2 separate regions of the Homo sapiens genome follow, and region 2 is linked to region 1. The links are chromatin loops, found by intact Hi-C in ENCODE. Cell type or tissue: dorsolateral prefrontal cortex. All regions are shown on one strand. Each heading gives the region's core, and the rest is flanking DNA. Links, peaks and the distances in the headings are about the cores only.

Region 1 (2,921 bases), core at 158-2,657:
GGCTTCGAGGACGTGGTCACTACCTGGCGAACCGTCATGGGCCCCCGTGACCCCAATGTGGCCAGGAGGGAGCAGCCAGAAAGGTGATGTCACCAGCTGTGGTCCTTTCATCCATCTTAAAACCTGCATCCCAGGAGGCTGAGTCCCACTCAGTGTTCAGCCTAGAATCATGGGTAACACAGAGGACTCTCTGATGGCCAGGCTCTCTATTATATATTTGGGGAGACCCTGACATCTTCCCGCTCTGTTCCAGTCCTCAGCCTTTGCTGAGGGCCTCCTGTAAGCTGCTTCCTCTTCCTGCTCTGTCCTCTTCTGAAGGCTGCTTCTGGATTCATTCCTCAGTCGCTGTTTTCTCTTTTCGGCCAGAGGATTCCACAGGGTACTCCCAGGAACATACAGATTCTAGGGCCCCATTCAAGCCTGTCAATCAGAGACTCTGGGCCAGGGCCTGAGAATCTGCACTGTAGTCTCAATGCCATCCAAACCTACTCCCCATCAGGGTGTCTGAGGCCCTCGGGAGTCTGAGTACCTTGTTCTGCACATTGCACTGGGCTTGCTTGGCCTGCTCCTTGGACTTGGGAGTATTTAGCTTGGCGCCAGCAATCCAAATCCACTTTACCTTGGCCTTTGAAGCTGACAGGCCCAGACAACAGGAAAGAAATTAGAGAAGCCAAGGAACTGCAGTTGTACTTTGTAGGTGTAGGGGACCAGGAACATTTATATATGAGGCAGGCTGGGCTAGTGAAAGCCAGCTCAGGATTCAGATCTTAGGTCACTGCAAGTCTCTTCTCAGCCTGAGTTCTCTCAACTGTAAAACGGGGATATGAGCATCCATCAGGATTGTGTATACATACATGTATATATCTCACCGAGTAGTGCTTGACACACAGGAAATCATAGCAATATTATCTTACGAGGTTATTGCAAGGATAACTATGCACAACTTTATCAAGCACTTGGTATGGTGCTAGCCTTTGGTAGTAATATCGAAAAAATGGCAGCTCCTGTGCTTACACCATTAATCATGCATCTTTAAAATGGGGGTAACAGTAGACTCCCTCATAGAGCTGTGGCGAAAATGTAATGGGATCGTGTAGGTAAAGTACCCAGCTATGTGCCCAGCACACTGCCATGACCAAATAAATGCCAGCTGCTATTATCATTGCTGCTGTTCTTGGTATTTCCTGCAGAGAAATCAATTTCACAGGAATGCAGGGTGCTGATTGGTAGTCGGTGATCATGTTGCCAGAAAGCAAAACATTTCTTTTCAAATGAAACAATTGTTTCTTTTACATTTTGCCAATGTTCCCAGTCTCCGAGCTCAGTACGGCACAGAAATGCCCTTCAATGCCGTCCATGGAAGCCGGGACAGAGAAGATGCTGACAGAGAACTGGCATTGCTCTTCCCCAGTTTGAAATTTTCAGACAAAGATACAGAAGCCCCTCAGGGTAAGTCATCAAGGCAGACTTGGTCTTTATTAAATCATAGATACAAGGAATTTGTAACTATGTGCTTGAGTGTGTGGGGGATTGATAATTTTTGGTAACTAAGTCTTCAACCTAATACAGTCCTGTTCTGAAAATACAGGTCATTATATAACTTGATTATCAATACTAAACTGTTTTGTGTTCTCATAGAGCAACAGTGTTGCTTTTTAATACCTCATTAAATTTTTTGCTGCTTATCTTGGAGTCATATTTTTGTTACAAAAAGTACTTTATTTGCATTTCCCTGTGGAAACCATTGGGAAAATTTCATTAACTTTCTGAAAGCCTACCTCAAAGCCAGTCAGAGGCCAGACCTGCTCCACACACTCCATGTTAAGCCCCTAAGGGCTCACTGAGAAACGCAGCTATACGGAAGGGCCCTCAACCTGGAGCCTGCTGTGACTTCATCTCCCTCAACACCACATTTCAATGCATGACCGTTGTTTAGGACCTTCCCTTCATGGGAAGCATTCGGACAGCCTCTGGGAAAGGCATGCCAGGTGGCAATGCCACCTCCAAATCTGGGTGAGAACCCCAAGGGGTCCGGAGCCCATGTGACTCAGTCTACCCCACAACCAGTGGAACTGCTGCATTACATGTCTCTGGTTTGAGCATGAAATGAGTGGAAGAGGCTGGGAGATGATTATTTTGGGAAAACCCAAAGGATGTGAGGGTTGGATTCTCGGGAGGTCACATTCACATCTGAAATGTGTGTCTAAATGTTTGGGTTTTAATCAATATATTTGCCTAAATGTTTGATATGCTCATGGTCTCAAGATCTGAAATGCAGCCAAGTCAAAATAGGTGGACTTGCCACTGCTCTATGAAGTAGAATTATTCCCACTGCCAGCTGAGGAACAAGCTGAGCGTGCCACAGAGGCTGGGGAGCCAGGAACTCTTGGGAAGTGTGGCTCTATGTGGATCAGAGACCCACTGACACTCCAGGCCAGCTTTCCTCTGGGACCTGCCCTCAGAGAGTCCATGATGCATTTCCTTATGTGTCCAGGGTTGTGGGGCACCTTCAAGCTTTTGGGAATGGGGGGTGGTGATTGGAAGCAAATGGCTGTAACTCAGAGCCAAGTCTGTGGCAGGTGGCTGGGAAGTTCTCACTGGGCTGTTGGGAGTGCTGGAAGATCATGAGACTGACTTTTTGGCCTCAGGTGATAAGAAAAGGGGCTATCTGCAGACCACATCCTGGGAATAAGTGCACAGCCTCCTTTGGACACTGGCAGCCTGGCTGGGGTGCTGTTCTGCCCATTTATTCTGATATGTCACTGTCTCTCAGCTTTGGGGAGCAGCATATGCCTCCACTGTAGTTAGCACTATTCCTGCTAAAAAAAGGCAGGAGTCAAGGTGATAGACAATCCCGGGTTTGAATCCTGGCTCCACTATTCCCCAGCTGAAGAGCCTCTGAAAAGTTACTTACATTTTCT
Region 2 (2,921 bases), core at 273-2,772, 120 kb after region 1:
TCTACAAAATAACATACCTATACCCTTCAAAAATATCATGAAAGAAAAACTGAGGAATTGTTTCAGATTAAAGGACACCAAAATGATATGACAGCTAAATGCAACCTGTGATCTGTAATTGGATCTCAGAAAAGGGAAAACTTTTTTTTCTTTTGCTATAAAGGACATCAATGGGAAAATTGGAAAAATTTGAATAAAGTCTGTAGATAAGGTATCATTGCTAATGTATTGATTTTGATAATTGTACTGCTGTCATGGAAAGAATGCCCTTGTTTTTAGGAAATACACAATGAAAAATGTAAGTGTAAAAAATTGAGTCACTGTGGATTGAGCAACTGTTTTTCTTTAATAATGAAAAAGAAACTCTTTTAATTTATTTTAATAATGAAAAGAATTTCACAAAAGAGAACCTAGCTAAGGATCCTGGAAATTTATTCATTTGACAAAACATAGATAGATAGATGATAGATAGATAGATAGATAGATAGAGATATACTAGGTACCTACTATGTGCCAGGCACAATGCCCAGGAGTGGAATACAATTATGAACAAGATGGATATATTCCCTGTTTTCACAGAGCTTTCAGGCAAGAAGTAGAGAGTCAAGCTAACAAGTCACTACACTGTAGGGTGGTAAGTGAGAGGGTGTGGGGCCAAGGGAGTACATAGGAGAGAAACCTCACCAGAACTGAGATCATAGGAGGGCCTTATGGTAGAGCTGGCACCCAAGCTCTGACCTGAAGTGTAAATAGGAATGAAGCAGGCAAAGCCCTGCATGCTATTCCACACAGATCATGGCTCATCCGTGAACATTTGTCTAATCGAACAATTAAGATACTACTTCCCTGGATATAGATGTGGAAACACTGGCAGATTGTCCAAAATCATATTAGGACAAGAGCCCCAATTATTTATAGGTGAAGAAGAAACACTCTATATACTATCAGCCCATCTTTGATGGTTATATGACCTTCTGGATTGCCCAGGTAATAGAAAGGCTCCCCTACTTCCCTCAAGCAAGGGTGACCACATTAGGCAGATGCATTTCAAATGGGGAAGCAATAATAACAAATTACACAAAACAGATCTGATCTTTTTACCACTTAACAATACAGGAACATAATTTGGAAGCCATAAAACCTATACACAGGAGATATTCCTTGTTTTTTTCCTGCTAAAATCAGAAAGTCTACCAAATTTCTGATAAGTTCAGAGATTAGAGACACCACAGGACTCTTTTATCTGTCTGTGATGTTTGCTTTTCTGTACAATTACTGACTACAGTTTTACTGCATCAGGCATAGGTCTCTGTCTCTCAGCTTTCTTGTAGCGTGCTGCCATCAGGTGGTAATAGGTGCCATAATCACTTAGTTCAATTATAAGATATGGATAGCAATGATGAATGTTTTTCCTGATGTTTGTTAACACTTTACTTATAAGCGAATTTGAAAACCCATTGCCCAAATACACCATAGTGCACTCCCTTATTTCATGCAGGTTTCTGCTCAATATGTCACCCTAACAGCAAGGCCTTCCTGAACTACCTTGTATTAACTACTCTGCAACATTTCCTGTCCCTTTACACTGCTCCATTTTTAATCATCCATCTTTTAAACACAATTCTTCCTTCCTGAATTCTTATTTTTATTCACCTCTTATTTGGCTGGATTTCATTATAGTCTTTTTTTTTAGGAAGGGTCCATGAGTGTTGTCTCCCTGGAGTTCTTTTCAGTGGTCAAAAACATCTGCTTGCTGCCTTTTACATGAATAACATCTTGACTGGCATATCATACAGGAAAACAGAATCCCTTCTAAGTTTTTTAAACAAAAAGATGACAAGTTATTGGAAGACCTAAAGTTGCAAACAGGCAGGGTTTATTTTACTTGAGATCAGGAGCTGCAGAACGTTCATCACCACTGAAGGAGCTTAGGGTGCTGGCTGCCACTGAGAAGGTCAGGCTTGTCTGCTGCTACCACAGTTGCCAGAGACAGAAAAGAAACAGCTTTTACCTTTCCTCTACCTCCTAATCTCACACAAGTGCCTCCCACTTGTAAAACCTAATCCAGAACTAAGGTGGCAAGGGAATCCAAAAAATGTGGTTCCTTAGCTTCTAGCCCCTGCAATACAGGTATGAGCAGAGAAGTAAAGATATATATATATCTTTACTTATATATATATATGTAATTTGAGAATAAGTTTCAGAAATGATGTCCATTTACACCTAAATATTTCAGTGTGTGTTTCCTGAAAACAAGGAATTCCTTTATATAACACCAGTGAAATGATCAAAATTGGGAAATTAATGCTAATATCCTTCTATCTAATTTGCAGATCTTATTCAGATTTTGTCAATTGCCCTAATAATGTTTTTTTTTTTTTCTGGTAAATCTCTCTTTTTTTTTTTTTAAGACAGGGTCTCGTTCTGTCACCCAGGTTGGAGTGCAGTGGCATGATCATGGCTCACTACAGTCTTGACCTCCCCGGCTCAAGTGATTCTCCTACCTCAGCCTCCTGAATAGCTAGGGACACAGGCACCCACCATCACACCTAGCTAATGTTTTCTTTCTAATTTTTTTGTAAAGGGTTCTCATTATGTTGCCAGGGTGTTCTCAAACTCCTGGCCTCAAGCAATTCTCCTGCCTTGACCTCCTAAAATGCTGAGTTTATAGGCATGAGCCACCATGGCTGGCCTGGAAATATTTTATATCTTGATATGGGTGGTTGTCATATGTGCATCATCACACTGTGCACTTAAAATGTTATTTATGTTACTTTAAGTAAGCTATACCTTAATTAAAATTTTTTACATGGAGAAAAAAGATCTAGAGGAAAACAATTCCCATAGATTAAAAATAAAATGCAAAAGTTAAATTTAACAATGTAAAAAGCATCCATTGTTCTATTATATTTCAACAAAAT

Evidence for each region. Hi-C counts contacts between places; a loop is a spot of excess contacts. Peaks named below come from ENCODE experiments on the same cell type or tissue, not always from the same donor. Only the 100,000 strongest peaks of a DNase experiment are listed, where the experiment ranks them.
Region 2: it touches region 1 in a loop (2.3-fold over the local background); 4 of 110 quality-filtered maps call a loop at or near these places.

What each region holds. Positions count from the first base shown.
Region 1 is chr3:138,302,035-138,304,955 of GRCh38, reverse strand. NME9 (NME/NM23 family member 9) reads left to right here. Exons shown (of 11, transcript NM_001349018.2): 9 at 1-83; 10 at 1,313-1,449. Among named protein-coding and RNA genes, the nearest start is that of NME9, 26 kb to the left of the region's middle. In dorsolateral prefrontal cortex, for the core only: no CTCF peak of the experiment used is centred there; a DNase peak (open chromatin) is centred at 1,329; H3K4me3 peaks cover 1,810 bases; H3K27ac peaks cover 2,500 bases.
Region 2 is chr3:138,179,219-138,182,139 of GRCh38, reverse strand. No RefSeq gene overlaps it. Among named protein-coding and RNA genes, the nearest start is that of DBR1, 5.8 kb to the right of the region's middle. In dorsolateral prefrontal cortex, for the core only: a CTCF peak has its summit at 1,319 (motif pointing left); a DNase peak (open chromatin) is centred at 1,337.